Regions from separate parts of the Homo sapiens genome. Here region 2 is linked to region 1. A link is an interaction called in ENCODE POLR2A ChIA-PET data of the cell type or tissue named here. Cell type or tissue: Panc1. All regions are shown on one strand. Links, peaks and the distances in the headings refer to the core of each region. The heading gives the core; the rest is flanking DNA. Region 1 has its middle 19 kb from the start of IFNL3. Region 2 holds the start of LRFN1 (leucine rich repeat and fibronectin type III domain containing 1).

The links. ChIA-PET counts read pairs that join two places held together with the same protein. Peaks named below come from ENCODE experiments on the same cell type or tissue, not always from the same donor. Only the 100,000 strongest peaks of a DNase experiment are listed, where the experiment ranks them.
Region 2: POLR2A ChIA-PET joins it to region 1 with 20 read pairs; 8 of 35 experiments call an interaction of 5 or more read pairs at or near these places.

The regions. Positions count from the first base shown.
Region 1 is chr19:39,218,315-39,233,088 of GRCh38, forward strand. No RefSeq gene overlaps it. Among named protein-coding and RNA genes, the nearest start is that of IFNL3, 19 kb to the right of the region's middle. In Panc1, for the core only: no CTCF peak of the experiment used is centred there; no DNase peak of the experiment used is centred there; H3K27me3 peaks cover 618 bases.
Region 2 is chr19:39,314,397-39,329,170 of GRCh38, forward strand. LRFN1 (leucine rich repeat and fibronectin type III domain containing 1) reads right to left here and starts at 6,467. Exons shown (of 5, transcript NM_020862.2): 1 at 6,397-6,467; 2 at 3,930-3,962; 3 at 1,686-1,740; 4 at 1-977. The coding sequence starts at 940. GMFG (glia maturation factor gamma) reads right to left here. Exons shown (of 7, transcript NM_004877.4): 6 at 14,604-14,677; 7 at 13,963-14,152. The coding sequence ends at 14,081. RefSeq lists a silencer at 6,056-6,315. In Panc1, for the core only: no CTCF peak of the experiment used is centred there; a DNase peak (open chromatin) is centred at 8,775; H3K4me3 peaks cover 1,681 bases; H3K27me3 peaks cover 625 bases.

The DNA of each region.
Region 1 (14,774 bases), core at 4,646-12,645:
CCTGTTGCTACTAAAAATTTAAAAATTAGCCCGGTGTGGTTGCTGTAGAGAGGGAACAGCCCCTGCTACTGGGGAGGCTGAGGTGGGAGCATCACTTGAGCCCAGGCGATCCAGGCTGCAGTGAGCTATAATTGCACCATTGCATTCCAGCCTGGGCAACACAGCAAGACCCTGTCTCAAAAAAAAAAAAAAAAAGAAGTAGTAGTAATAAAAAGAATGATAAAAATGGCAGTAATAAAAAGAATACCAATAACAACTACCGGCATGTGCATCTTTATTGCATGCCGGACTCTCCGCTAATAGCCTTACACACGTGTTCTTTTATCTTCATAGCTACCCTATGGGACAATGAGTCCATCAAAATGGGCTGCATTTTCCTGCAGTAACAAATGACCTCAAGTCTCAGCGGCTTACGCCTGCGAAGGCTGATTGCCTGCTTACACCGTGTGCTCATCCCAGGACACTTTGGTGCTGTGCTTGTCATTGTCCTCACCCAGGCTGAGAGAGCAGCTAATCCCTGGCTCATTGCCAGTCTCTGATCCCAGGGAAAAGCAGGTGGGATAGGCACCGGCACTTAGTGCTTAAAGCTTCATTCCCAGATGACACAGGTCACACCACTCTCTCCCTTTTTTTTTTTTTCCTTTCTGAGACAGAGTCTTGCTCCGTCACCCAGGCTGGAGTGCAGTGGCGTGATCTTGGCTCACTGCAACCTCCACTTCCCGGGTCCAACCGATTCTCCTGCCTCAGCCTCCCAAGTAGCTGGGATTACAGGCACACGCCACCATGCCCTGCTTATTTTTGTATTTTTTAATAGAGACGGGGTTTCACCATGTTGGCAAGGCTGGTCTCGAACTCCTGACCTTGTGATCCGCCTGCCTCAGCCTCCCAAAGTGCTAGGATTACAGGCGTGAGCCACCACGCCCAGCCACATTTTAAAATTTTACAAGTGACTTCATAAAGTAGATGAAAACGTTGCCCTTGTGGAGATTACACTCCAGTAGAGGGAGACAGGCAATAAACAATTTAAAATAAATGTAGTTGCCAGGCACGGTGGCTCACACCTGTAATCCTCGAAACTTGGGAGGCTGAGGCGGGCAGATTGCATGAGGCCAGGAGTTCGAGACCAGCCTGGTCAACATGGTGAAACCTCATCTCTACTAAAAGTACCAGAAATATTAGCTGGGTGTGGTGGTGTGTGCCTGTAGTCCCAGCTACTCAGGACACTGAGGCATGAGAGTTGCTTGAACCCAGGAGGTGGAGGCTGCAGTGAGCTGAGAATGTGCCACTGCACTGTAGCCTGTGCAACAGAATGAGACCCTGTCTCATAATAATAATAATAATAATAATAATAATAATTGCAGTGATTGAATGCCATGCCCAGTAGGTGCTATGGAGACAAGTACAGCCGGGAGGGAGGATGGAGTGAGGCGGGTGCCCTTTTGAATAGCGTGATCAGGGGACCCTCATGCAGAAGCATTTGGTCGAAGACTCGAGGAGGAGAAGGAGGGAGACATGGTGATACTGGGGGAAGAGCATTCGAGGTAGAGGGAACAGCCAGTGCAAAGGAATATTTGAGGAATAGCAAGGAGTGGACAGAGGTAGACGGAGAAAGGGAGGAGATGAGGTCAGAGTGGTCACAGGGGCAGGTCATGGGGGCCTCACGTAAGGTCTTTGTCACTAAATATATAAAGTGAATGATTCGGGTCACTCCCTTTACCCTGAGTGACATGGAGCCATGGGCAGATTCTGAGCAGGGGAGGGACATGACCTGCCTCAGGTGTTCACTTCTGGACATCAATGTCATGGGCTTAAAACAGTCACATGGCCAGATCCAACATCAAAGGGCACAGAAGTACACTCTGCCTTTGGCAAGTCCGTGGCGAGGGTATAGATGGAGGGAGGGGTGAAGAATTTGCATCAGTAACTGGATCTTCCCCAGGAGTCATCACTGTAGCAGTGGGGTTGGGTTTTAAACCATGAGAATAGACAACTGCATCACAGATAGATGCGGGAGAAGGCTGGGGCTGAGCCCTGGGGTAGTCCAGTGTTTTTGATTTTTTGTTTTTGTTTCTGTTTTTTTTTTAATTTTATTTTATATATATATTTTTGAGACAGGGTCTTGCTCTGTCGCCAGGCTGGAGTGCAGTGGTGTGACCTTGGCTCACTGCAACTTCCACCTTCTGGGTTCAAGTGATTCTCCTGCCTCAGCCTCCCAAGTAGCTGGGATTACAGGCGGGCACCAGGACGCCCAGCTAATTTTTGTATTTTTAGTAGAGATGGGGGTTTCACCATGTTAGCCAGGATGGTCTCGATCTCTTGACCTCGTGATCCGCCCGCCTTGGCCTCCCAAAGTGCTGGGATTACAGGCGTGAGCCACTGCACCCAGCCTGTTTCTGTTTTTGAGATGGAGTCCCAGTCTGTCACCCAAGCTGGAGTTCAGTAGCACGATCTTGGCTCACTGCAACCTCCACCTCCCAGGTTCAAGCAATTCTCCCTGTCTCAGCCTCCTGAGAGGCTGGGATTACAGGCACCTGCCACCATGTCCGACTCATTTTTGAATTTTTTAGTAGAGACTGGGTTTTGCCAGGTTGGCCAGGCTGGTCTTGAACTCCTGGCCTCAGGTGATCCACCCGCCTCGGCCTCCTAAAGTGCTGGGATTACAGGCTTGAGTCACCAGGCCTGGCCTTTGTTTTTGTTTGTTAACATAGGATCTTGTTCTGTCATCCAGGCTGGAGTGCAGTGGTGCCATATCATAGTTCACTGAAGCCTCCGCCTCCTGGGCTCAAGAGATCCTCCCACTTCAGCCTCCCAAAGTGCTGGGATTACAGGCGTGAGCCACCATGGCTGGCAGATGCCAGTGTTTAGAAATGAGGAGGGAGAGGAAGAATAAGCAAAAGAGACCGAGGAGGAGCAGACAGTGTCAGGAGGGGACCTAGACCATGGAAGGACGTGAAGAATGTGTCTCAGCAGCAGAGGGTCATCACCCATGTCACCACTGCTGACACATCAGGAAAGATGGAACTGAGAAGTTAGTTACTCCTGGATTCAGCAACATGGAGGTCATTGGTTGTCTTGACAAGAGCTGAATCTGCAGTGGTTGGGGCAAAAGCCTCATTGGAATGTGTGGAAAAGAGACACAGGGGAAGAGGAAGTAGAGACAAGAGGAAGTAGGAAGAGAAGAAGAGGATGGAGACAATGCTTGACAATTGTTGCTGAAAAGACAAGCAGAGGAATGGAGTAGAAGCTGGAGGGGTAGGGGTGGAGATAGAATTTCTTTTCTTTCTTTCTTTTCTTTCTTTTCTTTCTTTCTTTCTTTCTTTCTCTTTCTCTTTCTCTCCCTTCCTGCCTTCCTTCTTTGTTCCCTCTCTTCCTCCTTCCTTTCTCTCTTTTACTTCCTTCCTTACTTACTTTTCTTCTCCTTCTCCTTCTTCTAATTTCTTTCTTTCTTTCCTTTCTTCTTTCTCCTTCCTTCCTTCTTCCTTCCCTCCTTCCTTCCTCCCTTCCCTTCCCCTTCCTTCCTTCCTTCCTTTCCTTCCTTCCTCCCTTCCTCCCTCCCTCCTTTCTTTCCTTCCTTCCTTCCTTCCTTCTTTCTTTCTTTCTTTCTTTCTTTCTTTCTTTCTTTCTTTCTTTCTTTCTGTCTCTCTCTCTCTCTCTCTCTTTCTTTCTTTCTTTCATCTTGCTCTGTCACCTAGGCTGGAATGCACGATCATAGCTCACTGCAGCCTCCAAACTCCTGGGCTTCAGTGATCTTCCCACCGCAGCCTCCCAAAAGTGCTGGGATTACAAGCATGAGCCACTGTTCCTGTCCAGAATTTCATTAAATAAGGTGCAACTGATGATGCAAGAATGTGGGGAGAACTGTGGAGCATGTTCTTGAGAGAGAGGGTGGGACACAGAGGCCAAGTGGAGAAGTTGGGCTTGGAAAGGAGGTTGGGGATCATATCATATTGGAACAGGAGGATAGCAGAGTATCTAGGCCTAGACGCTGGGAAGTAAGTAGAGCTGCTGGTGGGAGCACAGGGGATTTCTCTTCTATGGCTTCTGTGTTTTCAGTGGAAGAAACAAAGCCATCCGTGAGCGTGGACATGTGGGAGGAAGAGTTGGAGGTTTAAGAAGAGAGGACACAGCTGAGAGCGGTTGCCCACGCCTGTAATCCCAGCACTTTGGGACACCAAGTTGGGCAGATCACTTAAGGTCAGGAGTTCGAGACCAGCCTGACCAACATGGTAAAACCCCGTCTCTACTAAAAATACAAACATTAGCCGAGTGTGGTGGCACACACCTGTAATCCCAGCTCCTCAGGAGGCTGAGGCCAGAGGATCGCTTGAGCCCAGGAGGCAGAGGTTGCAGTGAGCCAAGATTGCACCACTGCACTGCAGACTGGGGGACATAGTGAAATTCCATCTCAAAAAAAAAAAGCAAATCTGGCTAGATGGGCAAGGCAGGAAGATTGCTTGAGCTCAGGAGTTTGAGACCAGCCTGGGCAACATGGCGAGACCCCGTCTCTACTAAAAATAGAAAAAAATAGTCAGGTTTGGTGGCGTGCACCTGTGTTCCCAGCTACTTGGGAGGCTGAGGTGAGAGAATTGCATGAGCTCAGGAGGTGGAGGCTGTACTGAGCCAAGATCGTGCCTCTGCACTCCAGCCTGGGTGACAGAGTGAGACCCTGTCTCAAAAAATAAAATGAAATAAAATAAAATAAAATAAATAATAAAATAAAAAAATAAAAATAAGCACATTTATGATAAGTTAGAAGGTGATATATGCTATAAAAAAAGTAATACAGTACAAGATATCAGGAGCACTTGTGTGTAATTCCAAAAGTGCTGGAATTACAGGCATGAGCCACCGCGCCCGGCCCAAAAAAACTTTAAAAACGGGGGACACTGGGTGCGGTGGCTCACGCCTGTAATCCCAGCACTTTGGGAGGCCGAGGCAGGAGGATCACTTGAGGTCAGGAGTTCGAGACCAGCCTAACCACCGTGCTGAAACCCCGTCTCTACTAAAAATACAAAAATTAGCCAGGCGTAGTGGTGCACGCCTGTAATTTCAGCTACCTAGAGGCTGAGGCAAGAGAATCGCTTGAACCCAGGAGGTGGTTGCAGTGAGCCGAGATCGCACCACTGCACTCCAGTCTAGGCAACAGAGTGAGACTCTGTCTCATAAATAAATAAATAAATAATTTTAAAAAAGAAACTCTAGCCAGGCATGGTGGTTCATGCCTGTAATCCCAGCATTTTGGGAGACCAAGGTGAGGGAATCACTTGAGTCCAGGAGTTCAAGACCAGCCTGAGCAATGTAGTAAGAATCCATCTCTACAAAAAAAAAAAAAAAAATTAGCCACACATGGTTCCAGTTACTCAGGAGGCTGAGTGGGGGGCATCACTTGCCCCTGGGAGATTGAGGCTGTGGTGAGCTGTCATCACCCACTGCACTCCAGCCTGGGTGACAGAGCCAGACCCCATCTCAAATAAGTAAATAAACAAAAAACAAAACAAAACAAAACAAACAAAAACAGCTTGTAGAGATGAAACAAAGCACCCTGCTCTAGCAGACAGTGGAGTTCAGAACCACGGAGAGCAGCCCAGTGGTGCTGCCTTCCCGGCAACTGTACTAGCTCCTCTCATGGGGGTTTCCATTGGCCAATCCCTTCCTTAGATCATTGTTCTGAAGATGACAAGGAAACCTTTAGGATCAAAGTCTTTGCTGCTATTGGCTTGTCAGGTGGCCCAATTTGAATCTGAACTGGAGTTCGTTTGTATACACAATCATAAAACTAATTTGTCCTTTTTGACATCAGAATTGGAGATACATGAATGTAGGATGTATTAGACTGCCTTGTCATTCAAAGCAAGGAATTAATTCTTCCCTTACAAAGCAAGGAATTAATTTCTTGGGGAAAATTATAAATCTCTGACTTATTTACCTCAGGCTTGGCTATGTCACGTGTTTTTGCCAGTGAAATGGGAGAGGAAGTAAAGTGGTTTGTATCATTTCTTTTCTTTTTTTGAGATGGGGTCTCACTCTGTCACTCAGGCTGGAGTGCAGTGGCACAAGCATGGCTCACTGCAGTCTCAAACTCCTAGGCTCAAGCAATCCTCCTGCCTCAGCCATCCCCCTCCCCACCCAAGTAGCTGGGACTGCAGGTGTGAGCCACCAAACCCGGCTAATTTTTTGTATTTTTTTGTAGAGATGGGGTCTCACTATGTTGCCCAGGCTGGTCTCAATCTCCTGAGCTCCAGGAACCCTCCCACGTTGGCCTCCCAAAGTGCTGGGATTTCAGGAATGAGCCACTGTGCTCGACCAAGTGTGTATCATTTCTGAACAGAAACTCCGAGAGCCAGTGCATCGTCCACTACGGGCTCTACTGTAAGACCAGCAATAAGATGCTTAAGATGATTTTGGCTGCAAGTAACAGGGCAAGACCCTGTTTTTTAAAAAAGGAAAGAAACAAAGAAAAGGAAGGAAGTTTTGAAAATAGAGGAAAAGGGAGGGGCAATTTATGGAGGAATGAGACAGGAGGGGCCAGGGCCAGGCACCGGCCCAAGTTAGGAAGAAAGGGCACTCATCCCTCATGACAGGGAGCAGGGCAAGTGTGGGGCCAGGTAGGAGATGAGGAAGGTCCACCCAGCAGCTTCTGTGAAGTAGATGGCAAAGTAATGCATTTGGAGAGGGGCAGGGTGACAGGTAGTGGATATGAGGAAGCAGAGAAGGGTTGAAAAAGCCAGAGTGAAACTTTGAAGAGACAAGTGTTTGAAGAAGTGGTGTTGCCACAAGAGGGGGCAGTTGAAAGAGCCTGGTGCCCCCAGATGATTCATCCCTTCTCCGACCCCATGGACACCAAACACAAGAACGTTGACAGCTTCATACCGTGGCAGCTTTGGGGAATGGTGATGGCAGAGCAGGCCCATTGAGCCAGAGTTCTTCAACTTTGAGGGAAACTCATCTTTCCTTTTCATGGGTTTCATCAAGGATGATTTTGGCTGCAAGTAATAGAAAACCCTAACTCATTTGAGAGGCTGACGTAGGCAGATCACGAGGTCAGGAGTTCGAGACCATCCTGGCTAACATGGTGAAACCCCGTCTCTACGAAAAATACAAAAAAATTAGCCGGATGTAGTGGCAGGCGCCTGTAGTCCCAGCTACTCAGGAGGCTGAGGCAGAAGAATGGCATGAATCAAGAGGTGGAGCTTGCAATGAGCTGAGATCTCACCACTGTACTCCAGCTTGGGTGACAGAACGAGAGACTCTGTCTCAAAAAAAAAAAAAAAACCCTAACTCAACTGGCTTTTAAATTTGTATATATATCCCAAGTAGCTGGCATTACACCACGACACCCAGCTAATTTTTTTATTTTTAGTAGAGTTGGGGTTTCTCCATGTTGGCCGGCTGGTCTCGAACTCCTGACCTCAGGCGATTTGCCCACCTTGATCTCCCAAAGTGTTGAGATTACAGGCATGAGCCACCGCGCCCGACTAACGCAGAAACTCTTAACAAAATATTTGCGCATAGAATTCATCAATAGATCAAAAGAATTATACACCATGACCCAATGGGGTTCATTTCAGAGATGCAAGCCCGGTTCAATATTTAAAAATAATCAGTATAATCCACCAAAACAGGTGGAAGAAGAAAAATCACATGATCATATCAAATAATGCAGAAAAAGCATTTGCCATACTTCAGCACCCGTTCATGATTAAAAAGAAAAACTCTCAGAAAAAGTGGAATGGAGGGGAACTGCCTCAACTTGATAAAGAACATCTATAAAAAGCCTACAGCTGTGGGGCCAGGCACGGTGGCTCATGCCTGTAATCCCAGCACTTTGGGAGGCTGAGACAGGCAGGTTGTTTGAGCTCATGAGTTCAACACCAGCCTGGGCAACATGGTGAAACCCCATCTCCACAAAAAATGCAAAACTTAATGATGGAAGACTGAGTGCTTTCTCCCTAAGATGAGGAAGAAGGCAAAGATGTCCTCTATCACCATTCTTATTCAACCACAGTACTGAAAGTTCCATCTGGTGCAATCAGGCAAGAGAAGGAAATAAAAGGCAACTAGATCAAAAAAGAAGAAATAAAACTGTTAGCAGGCTGGGTGCAGGGGCTCACACCTGTAATCCCAGCACTTTGGGAGGTCGAGGCAGGTGGATCACAAGGTCAGGAATTCGAGACCAGCCTGACCAACATGGTGAAACCCCATCTCTACTAAAAATACAAAAATTATCCAGGCTTGGTGGTGCATGCCTGTATTCTCAGCTACTCAGGAGGCTGAGGCAGGAGAATCTTTTGAACCTGGGAGGCGGAAGTTGCAGTGAGCCGAGATCACGCCACTGCACTCCAGCCTGGGCAACAAGAGTGAAACTCTGTCTCAAACACACACACACACACACACACACACACACAATCTGTTTGCAGATGACATAATTGTCAACATAGAAAATCCAAGTAATCTACAAAAATTCTCATAGCACTGAGTCCAGCAAGATGAGAGTATATAAGACAAACATACAAAGATCAACTGTCTACATTAGCAACAAATGCACTCATTCTATCAAGAAATACTTACACCTAAAGTGTGCCAGGCACTGTTTTGTGTGCTGGGGACATAAAAGTGAACAAAACAGACAGAAATCTCTTTTGATTGTTGGTTGTGTGGGGGTTTTTTGTTTGTTTTTGTTTTTTGGTGTTTTTTTGTTTGTTTGTTTTTGTTTGCTTGTTTGTTTGTTTTTGAGACTGAGTCTTTCTCTATTGCCCAGGCTGGAGTGCAGTAGCACAACCTCTGCTCACTGCAATCTCCGTCTCCTGGTTTCAAGCAATTCTCATGCCTCGGCCTCCCAAGTAGCTGGAACTACAGGCACCTGCCACCACGCCCAGCTAATTTTTTTGTATCTTTAATAGAGACAAGGTTTCACCATGTTGGCCAGGCTGGTCTCAAACTCCTGACTTCAAGTGATCCTCCTGCCTCAGCCTCCCAAAGTACTGGGATTACAGGCATGAGCCACTGCGCCTGGCCCAGAAATCTCTTTTGAACACCAAAACAAAAAATACAGCTAGCCTCAGTGGTTCATGCCTGTAATCCTAGCACTTTGGGAGACCAAGGCAGGCTGATGGTTTGAGGGCAGGAGTTTGAGACCAGCCTGGGCAACATGGCAAAACCCCATTTCTATTAAAAAAAAAAAAAAAAAAAAAAAACCTTGGCATGGTTGCACGTGTCTGTAGTTTCAGCAACTTGGGAGGCTGAGGTGAGAGGATCACCTGAGCCCAGGAGGTGGAGGCTGAACTGAGCTGTGATTCCGCCACTGCGCTCCAGCCTGGGCAATAGAGCAAGACCCTGTCCTCACCAACCCCCCAAAATACCATTTATAATAACTTTTAAAAAAAGAATCGCTTAGGTGAAATCTAAGGACTCATATAGTGAAAGCTATAAAACCCTGATGGAAAACATTAAAGGAGACCTAATTAAAAGGAGAGACACACTGCATTTGTGGATTGGAAGACTGGACGGAGTAAAGACCTCAGTTCTCTCCATATTGATATGTAGACTTAATGCAATTCCTATTCAAAACTCCAGCAAGACTTTTCAGATATAGACAAGATTATTCTACAATTTACATGAACGCTAAAGGAACTAGAATAAGTAAACCAATTTTAAAAAGAATAGGCCGGGCGTGGTAGCTCACACCTGTAATCTCAGTACTGTGGGAGGCTGAGGCAGGTGGATCATCTGAGGTCGGGAGTTTGAGACCAGCCTGGCCAACATAGTGAAACCCCACCTCTACTAAAAATACAAAAATTAGCCAGGCATGGTGGTGGGTGCCTGTAGTCCCAGCTACTCAGGAGGCTGAGGCAGGAGAATCACTCGAACTCAGGAGGCAGAGGTTGCAGTGAGCCGAGATCGCACCATTGCACTCCAGCCTGGGTGACAGAGTGAGATTCCGTCTCAAAAAAAAAATTTAAATCAGCAAGAGAATCGCTTGAACCCAGGTGGCAGAGTTTGTAGTAAGCCAAGATCGTGCCACTGCACTCCAGCGTGGACAACAGAACGAGACTCCATCTCAAAATAAATAAATAAAATTAAATTAAACATTTTTAAAAATTAAAAGAAGAATAAAATAAGAGGAACTAGCCTGCTGATTTCAAGACTTAGGATACACTACAGTAACTGACAGTGTTGTTTTGGTAGAGGGAGAGACACATAGACCAACGCAACACAATAGAAAACCCAGAAATAGACCCACACAAATACGCCCAACTGATTTTTGGCAGAGGTGCAAAGCCAACTCAATTGAGGAAGAATAGCCTTTTCAACAAATGGTGTTTGGACCAATTGGATATCTATAGGCAGAAAAGTGGATCACAATATAAACCTCAGATCTTACGCTCAAAATGGATCAAAAATTTAAATTTAAAGTGTAAAACTAGGCCGGGCACAGTGGCTCACACTGTAATTCCAACACTTTGGGAGGCCAAGGTGGGCGGATAACCTGAGCCCAGAAGTTCGAGACCAGACTGGCCAACACGGTGAAATACAAAAATTAGCCAGGCGCAGTGACATTTACCTGTTATCTCAGCTACTCGGGAGGCTGAGGCAGAAGGATCACTTGAGCCCAGGAGGCGGAGGTTGCAGCAAGCCAAGATCACACCACTGCACTCCAGCCTGGGCAACGGGAGTGAAACCCTGTCTCAAAAAAAAAAAAAAAAAAAAAAAAGTGAAGCTAGAATATATTTTTAAAAGAACATAGGGGAAAATCTTTGGGATCTGAGGCTTCGGAAAGAGTTTTTACACTTGACACTCAAAGCACGATTCATAAAATGAAAAGCTGAGAAGTTGGACTTCATCAAAATTTAAATTTTTAATCTGTGGAAGACCCCATTAAGAAGATATAAAGAGTTGGCCGGTGTGGTGACCCACACCTTTAATCCCAGCACTTTGGGAGGCCGAGGCGGATGATCACTTGAGGTCAGGAGTTCGAAACCAGCCTGGACAACCTGGCAAGACCCCATTTTTACAAAAAGTACAAAAATTAGCCAGGCATGGTGTTGCATGCCTGTGGTCCCAACTACTCGGGAGGCTGAGGTAGAAGATCATTTGAGCCCAGGAGGTCGAGGCTACAATGAGCCAAGATTGTGCCACTGCACTCCAGCCTGGGCAACAAAGCAAGACCCAATCTTAAAAAAAAAAGAAAAGAAAAGAAAGAAAGAAAAGAAAAGAAGAAGACAGAAAGACAAGCTACAGATTAGGAGAAAATATTTGAAAACCACATATCTGACAAAAGACTAGTATCTAGAATATATATTTATTTTTTAAAGCCTCTCAAAACTAAAAAGTAAAAGAAAAACAATAATCTAATTAGAAAATAGGCAAAAGGCCAGGCATGGTGGCTCACGCCTGTAATCCAGCCCTTTGGGAGGCCAAGGTGGGTGAATCATTTGAGCCCAGGAGTTTGAGACCAGCCTGGGCAATATAGTGAGACTCCTGTCTTTACAAAAAATAAAGAATAAAAAAATTAGCTGGGCATGGTGGCACACACCTGTAGTCCCAGCTACTCAGGAGGCTGAGGCAGGAGAATCGCTTGAGCCAGGGAGGCTGAGGCCACGGTGAGTCATGATCTCACCACTACCTGCAGCCTGGGCAACAGAGCAAGACCCTGTCTCAAAAAAAAAAGAAAGGAAAGGAAAGGAGAGGGCAGGGGAGGGGAGGGGAGGGGAGAGAAGGGGAAAGGAGAGGGGATAAAGGAGAGGAGAGAAAGGAAAGGGGGGAAGGGAAAGGGGAAAGGAAAGGAAAAGAAAGGAGAGGAGAGGAGAGGAGGGGGAGGGGGAGGGGAGGGGAGGGAGGAAGGAAAGGAAAGGAAAGGAAAGGAAAGGAAAGGAAAGGAAAGGAAAGGAAAGGAAAGGAAAGGAAAGGAAAGGAAAAAGTCTGGGGTTGGCAGATGCCAGACACAGAATGTTCATAATTAATTACGTCATCCTAATTCAGTCCCAAGCCCCTTCCAGCTCTCTCTCTCTCTGTGTGTGTGTGTGTGTGTATGTCTGTGTGTGTGTGAGAGAGAGAGAGAAGATAGGGTTTCACTGTGTTGCCCAGGCTGGTCTTCAACTCTTGGCCTCAAATGATCCTCTCACCTTGGCCTTCCAAAGTGCTGGGATGACAGGCGTGAGCCATTGTGCCCAGCCCCTTCCAGCTTTGTTCTGTCATTTCAGTATTTCAGTATTTCAGTTTGTCAGCCTGAGCCTCAGCCTGTCTCCCCTCATAGGCACAAGGTGGCTGCCACAGTTCCAGGCATCACATACAAAGAGGACAACACTAACAAGAGGAAAATATGCTCCCTTTACCTTTCTTCAGAGCTGAGCTCTAAACCCAACAGGTTTTATTTCACAGCCTGTGCCCTCCAACATTTTGCCATCCTGAAGAAAGGACAAGAGGCAGCACTCCAATCACCACTCCATTCTGATCACTAGTTCCAGGCCTTTCCTCGTCTTTGGGTATCTCCTTTTCTTTCCTTTCCTTTCCTTTCTTTCTTTCTTTTTTTTTTTAAGAGACAGTCTCACTCTGTCACTCAAGCTGGAGCACAGTGGTGTGATCATAGCTCACTGCAGCCTCAAACTCCTGGGTTCAAGCAATCGACCCTCCCACCTCAGCCTCCTGAGTAGCTAGGACTACAGGTGTGTGCCATCACACTTGGCTAATTTTTTAAAGTTTTTCTGTAGAGATGGGGTCATGCAATGTTGCCCAGGCTGGTCTGAAACTCCTGGGCTCAAGCGATCCTCCTGCCTTGGCCCCCACAAAGTGCTGGGATTACAGACATGAGCCTCTGCACCTGGCCTACCTTTGGGTATTTTCATTTTCATTTTTAGTTTTGAATATAAAATATTTGAGACCCACAAAAGAATATTTGAAGTGCACATGAGTCACGCATCTTAATGATCAATGAATATTTATAAACCCATCACTCAACTTAAATCCTAGAACATCATAATACTATTGGAGCTACCTATGTGTCCTTCCTGACTTTTTTTTTTTTCTTTGAGATGGAGTTTCACTCTTGTTGCCCAGGCTGGAGTGCAATGATGTGATCTTGGCTCACTGCAACCTCCACCTCCCGGGTTCAAGCTATTCTCCTGCCTCAGCCTGCATAGTAGCCAGGATTACAGGCATGCACCACCACGCCCAGCTAATTTTGTATTTTTAGTAGAGGCAGAGTTTCACCATGTTGGTCAGGCTGGTTTCGAACCCCTGACCTCAGGTGATCCGCCCGCCTCGGCCTCCCAAAGTGCTGGGATTACAGGCGTGAGCCACCACACCCGGCCTCTGACTTTTTGTTTTGTGTTGTGTTATCCTTCCATTGATTTTTCCTTCTGTTTAACCACACTAGAGTGGGTCGTTTTGTTGTTGAGCCTTACAAAAATGTTATTTTATTATATGTAGTCTTCTATAGGTTGGTGTTTGAACTCAACATTGTATTCCTGCGTCTGTTGGCATTAGATGCTAAGACAGAGCTAGGGGTGTGAAGTTTTTTGGTAGGTGATGCCTAAAGAAATACAAGGGGGAGGAAATAGAATCTGGCAGGAGGAGCCTGAGACCATGATGTTGATCTGATTCATCTGGGAGAGGAAAAAGGTGAGGTGGGATTGGGCAGGGAAAGGCTCAGAATGTGATATTATTTTTTTTCCTGTAGACACGGAGTCTTGCTGTGTTATCCAGGCTGTTCTCAAACTCCTGGCCTCAAGTGATCCTCCCACCTGGGCCTCCCAAAGTGCTGGGATTACAGGTGTGAGCCACCATGCCTGGCCTGAATAAGATGCATTTCTGGCAATGTTGACCAATGCCACAGGGAGCTCAGAACACAGGTCATTCATTAGAGGAGCCTCCCATTGGGTAGGCACGGCCTGATCTGAGAAGCCATGCTCAATAATCACTGATGTCTTCCCCAGGTCTTGGCTCAAAAGCTGATGCAGATCCTGAAGGCACTGCCCTGCTTGCAACAGAATGGCACGGTCTTTTTTGAAGGGATGGCTGGGCTCAGTGGCTCACACCTGTAATCCCAGCACTTTGGGAGGCTGAAAGAGGCTGATCACTTGAGGTCAGGAGTTCAAGACCAGCTTGGCCAACATGAGGAAACCCCACCTCTATTAAAAATACACACACGGCCGGGGGCGGTGGCTCATGCCTGTAATCCCAGCACTTTGGGAGGCTGAGGTGGGAGGATCAGCTGAGGTCAGAAATTCGAGACCAGCCTGGCTAACATGGTGAAACCCTGTTTCTACTAAAAATACAAAAAATTAGCTGGGCGTAGTGGCACATGCCTGTAATCCCAGCTACTCGAGAGGCTGAGGCAGGAGAATTGCTTGAACCTGGGAGGCGGAGGTTGCAGTGAGCTGAGATCGTGCCATTGCACTCCAGCTTGGGCAACAAGAGCAAAACTCCGTCTCAGAAAAGAAATACACACGCCTGTAATCCCAGCTACTTGGGAGGCTGAGGCACGAGAATTGCCTGAACCCGGGCGGTGAAGGTTGCAGTGAGCCAAGATCATGCCACTGCACTCCATCCTGGTGGCACTCCTCTTTGGTTGCCACAGTGCTAAGATTTATCCATGTGGAAATGTGTGGTAGTTCATGTTCCTGCTGCATGGTATTCCACACCCCTCATTTCAGTGATTCATTTGTTAGCAGCTATTTGGGTTGATTCTAATTTTTTGCTGTTACAACAAACACTGCAAAGAATATTCTTTTTTTTTTTGAGATAGGATCTTGCTCTGTCACCCATGCTGGAGGGCA
Region 2 (14,774 bases), core at 2,291-10,290, 94 kb after region 1:
CTTCCACCACCAGGGCCCGGCCCCCCGCCTGCCGTGTGATCAGCGGGGGCTCACACAGGAACTCCTCCTCGGGGATGGACCAGAAGTAGCGGTCGGTGAGGTGTTCGGGCGTGGCGCAGGTCTCTAAGTCGTCCTCGCGGGTCAGCCGCCGCAGCCAGAGCAGCTCGCAGTTGCAGTGCAGGGGGTTGCCGCCGAAGCTGACGGTCAGCGGGGTGGGCGGCTTGGGCCCGGTGCCCTGCGACCTCAGGAAGAGCCCGTCGGGCGGGAGTTTATGCAGGCGGTTGGAGGTCATGTCCAGACGGACCAGCTTGTGAAGCTGCACGAAGGTCCCCTCCGCGATGTGGTCGATGAGGTTGTGGTCCAGCGTGAGGGTGTTTAGGTTCACCATCTGGCCCACCGCCTCCCACGGCAGGGCCTCCAGGTTGTTGTAGGACAGATCCAGGTCCTCCACGGTGGACAGGAAGGCGTCAAAGGCCGCCGACTCCACCCGGCGGATCTGGTTGTTTCCAAGGATCAGGTGGCGGAGGTTGCCCAGGCCGCGGAGCTGGTCGCCGCGCACCTCCGCCAGGCGGTTGCTGTCCAGGTGCAGGGCCCGGAGGGCACGCAGGTCGGCGAAGGCGCCAGCTGCCACCTGGCCGATGGTGTTCCGGGAGAGAGTGAGGTGCACCAGGCTGGTCATGTTGGCGAAGTCTCGGCGGCGCACGGCGGCGATGAAGTTGTCGGTGAGCCGCAGCTCCACCACGCGCCGGTCGATGGCGGGCGGCACAAAGAGCAAGCCGGTCTTGGCGCACAGCATTGTCAGTGTGGGCGCCACGTTCTGGCAGATGCAGCGGCCGGGGCAGGGCTGGCCACGAGATGCCCCCGCCCAGAGCAGCAGCAGAAAGGGCAGGGCAGCGGGCGGCGGCGAGAGGAGGGCCGAGGAGAAGGGTCCTGGAGCCATGGTGCAGTGGGAAGGCAGGAGGGGTGGGAGGTGAGACCTGCCGGGGAAGGAGCCGGTTACCCAGGCGTGGGACTTGGCCGCCATGGGATGTCCTGCTACGAGTCAGGCCTGGATCCCTCCCCTACCGCCTACAGCTGGGTTCCATAGGATGGTGAGAGGAAGCCACTATCAGCTATTAACAACAGATTACAACACTTCCATGCTGGGCACAGTGGCTCACGCCTGTAATCCCAGCACTTTGGGAGGCCGAGGCAGGCGGATCACCTGAGGTCAGGAGTTCAAGACCAGCCTGGCCAACATGGTGAAACCCCGTCTCTACTAAAAATACAAAAATTAGCTGGGCATGGTGGTGGGCGCCTGTAATCCCAGCTACTTGGGAGGCTGAAGCACGAGAATCGCTTGAACCAGGGAGGTGGAGGTTGCAGTGAGCCGAGATCACACCATTGCAATCCAGTCTGGGCGACAGAGCAAGACTCCATCTTAAAACATAAATAAAAATAAAAATATCTCTATACTGGTTGATAGAATACCCCTGTCCCTACTTGCGTGTCCCACCCTCACCTCTGCCCCTCCTGTAGTAGCTCCCAAACCTCTCATGATCTCCCAACCAGAGGGGTGACACCTGGCCCAACCTGGGCCCTCCAGTACCCACTAAATTGTCTAAAAAATCACTGTTAACTATGGTTTAAGGCCCTGGCTATCCAAGCCATACTCCCTAGCTCCAAATCCCAGCTCTGATACTTACTAGCTGTGTGACCTCCAGCAAGTATCTGAACCTCTCTGATTCTCGGTTTCTTCATCTGTAAAAGGGAGATAGAAACAGGCCTTACTTCTGTGAGGATTAAATGTATTGATGAACATAGCATACTTAGAATAGTGCCAGGCATATAAAATGTGCTTATTACATGTTAGCAATCATCATCATGATCATCAAGTGCTTAATATGTACCAGGCATAGAACAGTGCCCTATTATTGAGAGTAAGTACTTTGAAATCAAACAGACTCAGGTTCAAATCCTGATTCCCCTTTTGCTAGCTCTGTGACCCCCAAGCCAATGATTTCCCCTAGCTAGGCTGTAATTTCTTAATCTGTAAATTGGGATGATAATTGTACCATCTTCATTCATGTACCACCGACCATGCCTGGCATACAGTAAGTACTCAATAAATGTTAAGGGTTTCCCCCCTCCCGCCTCTGGCATTGGCAGGGAGAGTGTCAAAGTGGGAGGGACTGAGGAAAACACATCAGAGTCTTCCAGTTCAGCCTCAGGAAGGCCTTCTCTGAGGTCTGGTTTCATCCTGGGCTCAGTTGAGCTCCCAAGCAAGGCAGACTTTCATGCTCACATCTTTGGGTACACACAACACACACACACACACTCACACACTCACACACTCACGCTATGTCTCTGCTCCAGGCAAAACCTTCCGGCAGGGATTCCCCCTGCGGCGGCTGCAGCCCACGACATGTCAGTTCCCATCACAACACAGGGTGGGCGGGGGGTGAAGAGGAAAGGATGGGAAGGGGGCGTCCCTAAAACTGTTTTCACCCCACCCTGCCCTGTACCCTAGCCCCTGCTGGCCTACCTCCCAGGAATCTGTGTTTGGGGCTACGGCCTTAGGTGGCTTTGATCTTCCTGCCAGTGGGGAGGGGGCCTGGGACAGAGACCAGGAAAGTCAGAGACAGAGGTGAAGAGAGACAAGGAGAGACCAGGGGGAGGGAGAAGTGGACTGGCAAAGAGAGAGAGACAGATTGGGAGAGAAACAGAGAGACAAAAAGATGAGTCTGAAAGGAAGGTGAACAGACAGAAAACTGAGAGTGAAGAATGAGACACAGAAAAGAGAGAGACACAGAAAAAAGACACAGAGATGGAGAGAAAAATAGAGACAGTATTAGAGAGAAAAAGACAGAGGAGGAAAGAGACAGAGAGTAAGAGAGACAATGACCGGGCTGAAGGCGGAAAAAGAGGCCGGATCGGGGTGTCCTACCATCTCTGAGTTCACCCCAAATCTGTCCTTCACTCCCTCTAGATCACTACTCTACAATGTACTGGAAACCCTGGCCTAGAAAGGGGGACTCCAGAATTAGGAGCCTGAGTCTGCCCCTGCTTGGCTGTGGGGTCTTCAGGGCTCAGAATCCCAGTCTATGAAACAGAAGTCCAGAGCCTCGCCTCCGACAGCTGGGGTAGGACTCAAATGGAGGGAATAATAATAGCAATGGAAATAGCTAACATTTATGGAGAGTGGTGCAGCACTGCAGGACAGAATCCGCCCTACTGCCTGGGTTCAGACCTCACCTCCCCACTGTGTGACTTTAATCAAGTGACTTCCCCTTTCTGTGCCTCGGTGTGCTCATCTGTCAAATGGGAATAATAATGGCACCCACCTCATAAGGTTGCTATGAGGATTTAATGAGATAATATTTTATGACATGCTTAGAATAGTTCCTGACAAAGTAAACACTATATACATGTGAGCTGCTGCTATTATCATTATTATTATTACTATTATTATTACTAATTTATTATTTTCTCCAGCTTTCTCAGCCACCAGGAGGTCAGGCTATCGGGAGATCTTCCCACACCCATGCACACGCACATACAAAATGGGCAAACATATTCACTCAACCCTCTAAATGCAGGGGTCATTTCATATCTTGACATATTCTTGTATCCTTTACTGATATCATGAGGAAACCTTGCTTTCCCAAACACCTTAACCATCCTGAGAATGAATGTCTCTTGGCCTGAAACCCCCCACCTGCTCCCCAGAGCCACCTGGCCACCACAAGCCCTCACCCAACTTTGATGTTCCTGACCTTGTCACCACTCCCCAGCCTTGGACAGAGTGGTGGGCAACTGGTCCTTCAGGAAACTGTCATCCCCTGAACTGAAATCCATGCGAGGCAGGGTTCCAGACCCCCAGCTGGCTGACAGCAAGCCCCATCACCCCCCATGTCTCTCTCTCTCTGAAGCCTTACGGCTCTACTCACCTCTCTTCAGGGAGTCAGGGCCTGGGCCAGCACCTGCAAAGGAACAGAACCACCTTGTTAGCATCGTTCTGGCTCTTCTCTGTGCACCAGATCTTGCCTTGGAGACCATCCCGGCCAAGGAAGTCCCTGGTGTGATCACGCTCTCAGTCCTCCTGTGGCGGGTTTTGCATAGTCTCACAGGAACCCAGAAGTCCTCTCTGGAATCCTAGATTAGGCCTCAGGGTTGTTCACCCTCCAAAGCCCAGGAGTCGAGGACTTTAGCCCTTTGTCCTCTGGGGTTTCAGGAGCCAAGAACCCCAGCCCCCTCTTCCCTCTGACCCAAGAGTCCAGACCAGACCTCTGGCCCTCCATTAGAACCCAAGAGTTTACATCCCAGCCCCTCAACTCCAAAGTCCTGAACGGTACCAAGAGCTGGGGAAGGGCCAAAGTTTCCCATCCTTGCCATGATACTATTGCCCACACCAACATGTGTGTCCATGTCAGAACCCACGCAAGCCCACAACCCAAGTCTCTACATCTGGATTTCTATGAACATAGCAACATGATCTGTGTGCCCTCCGCCCTCTATGGGCACTTGGCCTGGCATATGGACACACTGTGTCCAGGGACCCCAGGCGGGACCCCAGTATACCAGAGGTCATGCCACATGGGCCTCAAACCCACTGAACCCAAGAGTAGGGACAGCCTTGTGCCAGGGCACAGACACATGTGTCTTTCACATACATGTCTGAACATACACAACCCCCAGAGACCAACACCAAAACACAAACAGACTCACAACATAGATGGATACATACCCTCAAGGTTGACACACCTGCATGCAACAATACATGTACAACACTGACTCTGCCATGCAAGTTCACACACACAAATGCACAGATACAACAGAGAAACTCATGTGCCCCCTAACAGACAACCAGGTACATGCATTTACAACAGATCTACCTTGCACACTCACCAGCACACAGGGGCACACACATCTAACAAACACACACACACCTGTGCAAACATACACAAGTGCACACTCTTAAATGCCTAGACACACTCATACTTCACACATCTCCATGTTGCAAAGTTGATACAGCACCACGCTAACAGATACATACCTCACACACACACACACACACACAAAACCACAAGCATACAGATACGAGGCTGATCCACACTGGAACACGCACACAGGCACAAAAAGATCCACCTTTGCAGACACGCCAAGATGTTCACTCATAACAGACACATGCTCACACAACAGTCCTGTGATTTACACACTTCCAAATGCATAGAAAATACTGAACCACAGTAGCACAGTCAGTAGACAGGCCCAGATTCACACTCACACAGTCTTGGACACACATTCCTCCCAGCCCTGAGGCACCCCCCCACCACCCCACCTACTTACTTCCCAGGCCCAAGAAATCCTAACATCCCTGCAGCACATTCAGCATCCTGCCCTCCACACCCCCAAAAAACCAGGGCAAAAGCCAGGCCAGAGGTCAGAGTTCAGCAGGTGGAAACTCAAGAGGATTTGGGGGTTTGAGTCCTAGATCACCGTTTCAAGGAGATCCTCCCACCAGCAGCCCCAAAGGTTCCCCAGCCTGGCCATCAGGATGGAGGTAACTCTGGCTCCGTCTGCAGATGTCTGGCCGGTGGGGGAATTAGGGTGGAGTGGGTGGGGAAGGGCCGGGTCTTCGCCCCCCAACCCCCACCTCAGGGCCCATCTGTCCATTTCTCGGCCTCTCATCCCCCCTCCATCTGTCCACCTCCTGGCCGCCCATCCCCCCCCCGCAACCACCGGGAAGGGGAAGACATGGCCGCTTCCCCCAGGACCGCTAAGGACCCCCCAGTTGACATGGACCGAGGGAGCGGCGAACTCCCCTCCCCCAAATCCACACCGAGGCCTGGGCGCCGAGCCTCAGCCCCCAAGCCAGCAACCTGCCGTGGACTCACAGATACACACCCTCGGAGACATACAACCCGCAGACACACACACACACACACACACACACACACACACACAAATGGACACCCGAGCGGGCACACCCGGCTCCACAGACCCGGGGATGGACATCCAACCCGGACACAAACACCCAGAGCAGCTAGTCGCGCACGCACATGGGCTTGGGGGGGACCCACACCTGGGCACACAACCCACGCACACACACACCTGCACACAGCCCCTCCGATGGGCGCGCGACAGCGCCCAGACACACAGCCGGAGGGGCGGCCGCTCGGGGGGACACGCGTGCACAGCCGGACACGCCGGCCGGGCTCGACACCCCGCGCACACCCGATGGCCACACGGGCAGGGCGCCGCACACGCCGGCACCGGGCACACATAGGGCCGCGCGGGCGCACGCCGGGCCCGCCGCAGCGCCACGGACACACACTCGCACGCTCGCACGCTCACACCCGCGCACACACCCGCGCCCCCGCCCGCCGCTCCCGGGCCGCTGCAGGCCGCGCTCACCCAGCCCGGGGGGGCCCCGGGCCCGGCCCCGCCGCCGCTGCCTCGCTCCGCGCCATGGTGGGGGGAGGGCCGGGGGAGGGGGCGCGGTGCCGCGGGGCCGCCTCCCTCCCGCCTCCCGCCCTCCCTCCCGAGCCGCAGCCGAGCTCCGCCCTCCGCGCCGCCCGCCGCCACCGCCGCCGCAAGGGGGGAGGGGGCGCCGACTGGTGGGGGCGGCCGGGCGGGGCGGTCGCACACCCGGGATCCCCGCCCCGAACCCGCCGCAGACCCCTCTCCACTGCCGAGCCGCCGCGGGCCCGCCCCCGACCCTTCCCCAGCCCCACCCCCAGCCCCGCCGGCCTCCCCGGAGACCCCCCCAGACCACGCCCCAACTGGCCTAGGGACCCCGGATCTCCCTACAGAGACCTCCCATCACGTCCTAATACCCAGGGGGACCTCGGATCAGGCCTCACCTCTTTTGAGAACCCAGGCGATGTTCTAGGGCCACCCAGGACCACAAATCATGCCCTGCTCTCCTGCTTGACCTCAGACTATGACCCACACACTGTCAGGAACCCCAGACCATGCCCCCAAACCCAGAAGAATCCCAGATCATATCCCAGCATCCAAGGGGATCCAGACCACCCCACCAGCAACCCTAAATCATATCCCAACATTCAGATAGACCCCCAGACCACACCCCTTCCCTCACGGACCCCAAATCATACCCTAACATCGGGGGAGACTTCAGACCATATGTCAGCCAAATCCCAGATGGTGCCTGACTCCCTTTGGGGACCCAAACCACATTCTACAGCCACCAGAACCACAAATCATATTCCACTCCTTCTTGGGGACCCCCAGCCATGTCCTTCTACCCTCAAGGACCCTAACCCATTCCCTTACCCCCAGTATGAACTCCAAACCATGCCTAACTTCTAGGGGGCCCTAAAATGTCTCTTATCCCTATGGAAGACCCTTAAACTTTCCCCATGAACCCCATTAGACCCCAAACCATCTTCCACCCCTTTGACCTTACACCTTTCTCTCTCCTTCTCCTCCAAGACATCCTTTGGTTTCCAAAACTCCCCAATTAGCCCCAATTTTTTCCCACCCCCTACTAGTCCTGCCCCCTTGAGGACCCTGCCTCCTTCTTGCTCCAGTTCTTTCTCTTGGACCCTGAAAGTCCCCCCTCCCTGTGACTTCCATAGAGCCCAGAATGCCTTGCTCCTTCCTAGTTCAGACCCCTTTGCCCATCCCCTGTCCCATAGCTGAACCCCACCCCTTCCCTCAAACCCCACTGAGTATCTCAGGCCACTCTCCTTCTCTTTCTGAGATATTCACAGGGTCCCTAAACCCAGCAACTTCTCCCCTAAAAATCTGTGTTGTTTCATGCAGTGCCCCAGATTCCTGGGGTCTCAAACCCTTCTCGTTTTGGATCCCACTGTACAGAGGTCCTCCTCTAAACCCCTTTCCTAATTTTTTTTTTTTTTTAGACAAAGTCTCACTCTGTCACCCAGGCTGGAGTAGAGTGGCACGATCTCGGCTCACTGCAACCTCCACCTCCCAGGTTCAAGCAATTCTCCTGCCTCAGCCTCCCTAGTAGCTGGGATTACAGGTGTGCGCCACCACGCCCGGCTAATTTTTCTTTTCTTTTTCTTTTTTCTTTTCTTTTTTTTTTTTTTTTTGAGACAGAGTCTTGCTCTGTTGCCCAGGCTGGAGTGCACTGGCATGGTCTCCGCTCACCGCAACCTCTGCTTCCCGGGTTCAAGCAATTCTCCTGCCTCAGCCTTCCGAGTAGCTGGGACTACAGGCATGTCCCACCATGCCTGGCTACTTTTTGTATTTTTAGTGGAGACAGGGTTTTGTCATGTTGGCCAGGCTGGTCTCGAACTCTTGGCCTCAAGTGATCCGCCCGCCTCAGCCTCCCAAAGTGCTGGGATTACAGGCATGAGCCACCGCACCCAGTCTAATTTTTCTTTCTTTCTTTTTTTTTATTTGTTTGTTTTTGAGTCAGAGTCTCACTCCATCACCCAGGCAGGAGTGCACTGGTGTGATCACAGCTCACTGCAGCCTGGACCTCCTGGGCTCAAGTGTTCCTCCCATCTCAGCCTCCTCAGTAGCTGTTTTGTTTTTGGTTTTGTTTTAGTTTTTTTATAAATGGAGTCTCACTATGTTGCCCAGGCTGGTCTTGAACTCCTGACCACGGTGGTCATGAGCTACTGTGCCTGGCCTAAATTATTTACATGAAGCCCGCCCTATCCCCCAGATCAAGCTCAGCTCTGCAGATAACTCCTTCTGGTGAACCTTAACCCCAAGCGCAACTCTGAGATGTCCCTGGGGACACTCACAATCCCCCTATTCTCCAGACTCCACCCTTCATCGCCACCACCCAGGCAGCATCCCCACCTCCCACCGTGGTTGCTAGTGCTCCCTGCTGGAGCTTGGGGGTAGGAATAACAACAACAACACAAGTGAACACATATACAGCACTATTTATGTGCCAGAAATGATTCTAAGGGTTTCACATCTATCACTTCATTCAATCTACACAACAGCCAAATGAAGAGGTCCTATTACCATCCCCATTTTATGGATAAGGGAAATAGAGGCACAGAGAGGTTTGGTCACTTGCCCAAGGTCACACAGATAGTATGTGGCAGAACAGGGTAGGGGTGATGGGGAAAGAGGGTGAGGGTAGGCCTGGGCTGGACAGGAGTAGAAAAGAGAGGGAGAGAAAAAAAGATAATAATAAGAGAGACAGATGGAAGAAGAAAGAAGCTGAAACCGAGGGAGATATGCCTTATTCATAGAGCCAATCTGGCCCTGTGAGCTCTGGTCCCAGCTGACCCTATTTCCAACGACTCTCCTCTTCTGTTCCAGCTTCTTCTTCTTCTTTTTTTTTTTTTTCTTTTTTTTTTTAGAAATGGGGGTCTCACTATGTTGCCCAGGCTGGTCTGGAACTCCTGGGATCAAGTGATCCTCCCGCCTCAGCCTCCCAAAGTGCTGGGTTTACAGGCGTGCACCACCACTCCTGGCCCCTCTTTCAGTTTTAACAATGACTTTTCTTTTCTTTTTTGAGACAGGGCCTCACTCTGTCACCCAGGCTGGAGTGCAGTGGCATGATCTCGGCTTACTGCAACCTCTGCCTCCCAGGCTCAAGCGATTCTCCTACCTCAGCCTGAGTAGCTGGGACCACAGGCGCCCACCACCACACCCGGCTAATTTTTGTATTTTTAGTAGAGACAGGGTTTTGCCATGTTGGTCAAGCTGGTCTCGAACTCCTGACCTCAAGTGATCCGCCCACCTCAGTCTCCCAAAGTGCTGGGATTACAGGTGTGAGCCACCGCATCCGACCCCTTGTTCAGCTTCTACGATGACTTTCCTATTCCTCCAACACACCAGCCCACAGCAGCAGCCCCTGAGCATATGCACTCTTCTCCCCTTTCCATGGCTGCTGGTTCTTTCTTTTCATGATGGTCTTAAATGTAATCTCTTCAAAGAGACCTTCCTTTTCCATCCCCAATTTACACACACCATCCCTACCTGGGCCCCCAACCAGCAGTCTGATGTTACTTTGAAATAGAAGAAGAAGGAGAAGGAGAGAAGAAAGGAAGAAGAAGGAGGAGGAGGAGGAGGAGGAGGGGAGGAAGAGGAGGAGGAAGAAGAGAAAAGAAAAGAGAGAAGAAAAGAAAGGAAGAGGAAGAAGAAGGAGGAGGAGGAAGAAGAAAGGAGGAAGAAGAGGAGGAAGAAGAGGAAGAGGAGGAGAAGGAGGAGGAAGAAGGGTGGCTGGATGGATATATGATGAAGTAATACCTTGACGTGTCAGTGGTGGCATCTAAGTGATGGGTATATGAGTGTTCACTATAAAATTATTTCAACTCAGGCTGGGCGTGGTGGCTCACATCTGCAATCTCAGCATTTTGGGAGGCCGAGGAGGGAGGATCAGTTGAGCCCAGGAGTTCAAGACCAGCCGGGCAACATAGCGAGACCCCATCTCTAATAAACTTTTATATAAATATATATATAGATATATATATAATACACACACACACACACATATATATATAATTATTTCAACTTGGCTGCATGTTTGAAATGTTTCATAGTAAATGTTAGGGAGTGGGGAAGCAGGACTCTTCTGGCGGCAACAAACAGCCCCACCAGGTGCCACCATTTCTATCTAGCACATCACCTTATTTATTTCCCTTATAGTATTTATCACTCTCTTTATTTTTATTTTAAAAGGAAAAAAGAGATGAGGTCTTGCTGTGTTGCCCAGGTTGGTCTCGAACTCCTGGGCTCAAGCCATCCTCCTGCCTTGGCCTCCCAAAGTGCTGGGATTACAGGCGTGAACCACTGCGCCTGGCTCTTGTCACCCTCTTATTTTGTTTACTTGTTTACCTATTTATTGTTATTTATTTACTGTCTAGTCATTGAAATATAAGCCTCCCAAGGGAAGTGGCACGGACACCAACATCTTCCAGTGCCCAGAATAGTGACTGCCACCCAGGAACTCAGTAAACGTGCTTTTCTTAAAGACAGGGTCTCCCTCTGTCACCCAGGCTGGAGTGCAGTGGCGTGATCATGGCTCACTGCAGCCTCGACCTCCCCAGGCTCAGGTGATCCTCCCACTTCAGCCTCCCAACTACAGGCACGCACCCCCACACCCAGCTAATTTTTTATTTTTTGTAGAGAAGCGGTCTCATTATGTTGTCCAGGCTGGTCGCACACTCTCGGCCTCTAAGATTTCCAGCCTCGGCCCCCCAAAATGTAGGGATTACAAGGTGTGAGCCACTGCACCTAGACAACATGTGTTCTTTTTATTTTATTTTTATTTATTTATGTATTTATTTATTTTGGAGACGGAGTTTTGCTCTTGTTGTCCAGGCTGGAGTGCAATGGAGCGATCTCGGCTCACTGCAACCTCTGCCTCTCCGGCTCAAGTGAATTCTCCGGCCTCAGCCTCCCGAGTAGCTGGGATTACAGGCACGTACCACCACGCCCAGCTATTTTTTTGTATTTTTAGTAGAGATGGGGTTTCACCATGTTGACCAGGCTGGTCTCGAACTCCTGACCTTAGGTGATCCTCTGGGATTACAGGCGTGAGCCACCGTGCCTGGCCCAACATGTGTTCTCAAATGCGTCTTGGGAGAGGACTGGGGATCTAGTCTGGCTCCAGACTCAGTTCAGGGACCACAGGAAGGAATAAATAACGACCTCTTAGCCCAGGTTCCCTAGAAGAAAAGGGTATACCCAGCAGCTGGAGAATGTCCCATAAGGTAAGGGAATGTGTGAGTTGGCCTGAAAAACGGGCAACAGGTTGAACTAGACATCTTAATTGTTTCCCTGGAGCCCTAATTCCTGCCCCAAACCTAATACAGACCCTCTACCAATCCCATTCTTCTGGCCCCGCCCCAAGCCTAGGCCCCACCCCCAGACTCTTAGGCCCTGCCCCAAAGCAAAAACTCCAGCCCTTTTAAAGCTAAGCAATGCCCATTCCGGCCCTTTCAAGGTTAGGAAGTCCCCCAAGTCTAGGGCACCGACTCAAAACTTAGGGAGCTTGGATCTGTGGGCGTTTATAGGATAGGTTGGTGGAACTAGAGGAGGCGGTCCCCAGTTTGTACTGCCTCTCCAGGGAATCTCCCCAAACCCGAAGACACGTCCCATTGTGCTGACTCCTCATTGGATAGTGCAGTCTGTTCTGGCCTCTCTGATTGGTCCTTCCACAATCCCTAGCTGTACTCCCTCTGCATTGGACTGCGCCTGTGAGCCACCCTTTCTGATTGGCCCCTGCTTTCCCATGCTTTGCTCCTGATCGGGCAAGTCCTTGTGCATGGCTCTTTCTGATTGGACCGTTTGTAATCACAAGCCTGGATGAAACAGAAGTTCCACTATGGAGGGTGGGAGTACCACCAAGGAGGACGAGGAGGAGGGGGGGGAGGGGGAGGGGGAGAGGGAAGGGGAGGGGAGGGGGAGGGGAGCGGGGAGGAGGAGGAGGTTCCCTAAGTCTCTTGCCTAAGAGAGAGTGTGGCCATTGACCCCCAAGATAGCCTGGGCTTAAAGAGTTCTAACTGTACAGACCACAGGTGCCTTTGGCTTCTATGCCTCAGATTTTTATCGTCTTTAAGTTGGAGAGAATAATAGTACCTTTTTCACGAGGTATTGCAATAATTAAATAAGCTAATGCCTATAAACTGCTTATAGAAGTACCTGGTACATAGGAAGCCCTCAAGAGGAGGGTCAGCTATTAGTATTCATTTGATCATGTAAGTGCATGACCTTGGATGAGTCCCTCTGCCTCTCTGACCTCTGCAGGCCAGGAGTTCCTTGTCCATTTAATTGAATGACCCCTCTTGTCTCCAGTCCTCCTCCTCCTCCATCTCCTGCCTTCAGGGACTGGGCCTGTGATCAGAGGGAGGGACAGAGAGATAGGGACAGGAAAACAGCACTAGTGGAGGGCAGAGGAGCTCAACCTAACCCTCCAGAGAATTTAGGGCAGGGTGAATTTTCTCTATGGACCAGTGTAGAGTGATTCTATCCCGAATCCCTCATGCAAAGGACTTGCCCTGATTGGGGGTGAGCGGGCAAGAGATAGGGTAGAGTGGGGTGGTAAGGGGATGGTGTGTTAAGGCTGGGAGGGCTTGGAGCTGGGCTTTTTGGACCCTATCCCCGGAAACACCAAGGTTGGGGGAACGGGCAGCCCAGGCCCAAGGTCACTATGTCTTTGTTACCATGGCAACAGCCACCTCTCTACCGGGAACCTGAAAAGGGGTGGGGGGAGGGAGTTCCCACGTCCCTGAAACCGGGGACAGAGAGGGGAACAATTAGAAACATGGAAGAGAAGCAGAGAGACAGAAAGGGTGTGATTCATCTCTGTGAAGACCTGCCCATCTCGGAATTCTCAGAGCCCGGTACATTGTGGGTACTTAATCAATGTCCCTCAGAGACAGACGCAGAAAGCCTGAGAAAGTTCGATGTCAAGAGATGCCAGAAAAAAGAAAAGAAGAATCTTCAGATGGGGGCAAGTGTCCCTTCCCTGTCTCCTCAATCTCACACCCCTGGGAGTCCACCGAGGGCCCAGGATCGACTTCAGCTTCCCCAGCCCTGGGTGTTCAGGCCTACCTGACCGTACAAACCATCCACCCCCCAGCAGCTCCTGAGATCCTGAAGCAATTACGTTCAAACCTCTTCGGCCTTTAAATTCTTCCTATCTAAGGGCTCAGCTGAGAAAAGTCGCATTCGGTGATGCCTCCTACCCCCCAGAGGTGGGGAGTGGGGGAGGAAACGGGCACTTTGCCTCCTTTATTCTCAGGGGTCCTTGTTCCCCTTGGGAGTGACCGCTCTGTAGATCCAGATATTTCCCCAATACCTCCAGGAGACCCAGGCCTCGCCCATCCGTCCCCCACCCCCCAAGGAAATCCTTCAGGCCCTTCCCTTTCTTTCTAAGAAAGAGGTATCCTCCTTCCCTCCCGGGACCCAGCTCGCATTCCTCTAGGTCAGCCCGCCCCCTGCTGGCCCAAGCCTCGTACTGCAGGAACCGTCGGCTAGAGCCCAGAAGAGGCAGAAACTGAGTCCAAACTGAGGATCTCCGAGTTTTTGCATTTTAAAATTTATTTAAAGTCTTGGTTGTTCAGGTCCTAGGGGTTCCAAGTCCCCAGTCACCTTGAGGACTCAGACATCAGGAATTCAGTCCCCAGCCCAGAGATCAACGAAAGAAAGACAACTTTTCTTGGAGCCAGGCCTCAGTGAGGTCATCAGTGGTGCGGATTTCGAACACCTGGGCAGAGAGAGGTCTCGGCATTATGATCTACTCAAACACTGAGACAGTGGCTGGGCACGGTGGCTCACCTGTAAGAGAGCACTTTGGGAGGCTGAGGTGGGTGGATCACTTAAGGTCAGGAGTTCGAGACCAGCCTGGCCAATATGGTGAAACCCTGACTCTACTAAAAATACAAAAAGTAGCCAGGTGTGGTGGCGTGTGCCTGTCGTCCCACTACTTGGGAGGCTGAGGCAGGAGAATTGCTTGAACCCAGGAGGAGGAGGTTGCAGTGAGCCGAGGTTGTGCCACTGCACTCCAGCCTGGATGACAGAGCGAGACCCAGTTCTTTAAAAAAACAAAAACAAAAACAAAAACCACTGAGACAGTGAGGACTCTAGTCCCTCTTCCCTCAGACCCAGGACCCACACCACCTCTCCCTAACACTCTGGAGCCCCATCCCAGTCTGAACCTTTGTGAGCTCTGCTGTCTGCACCAGCCTGTTTTTACTCCCTGCATACATCATCTGTTGTTCCGGCTTGCAGCCTGCGTGGAAAAGAGGAGAAAGGCACATCAGTGGGGACCCAGGCGTGTTCTCTAAAGCTCTAGTAATGTCCTGAAGGCCCTGCAGCTTGCCAAGGGT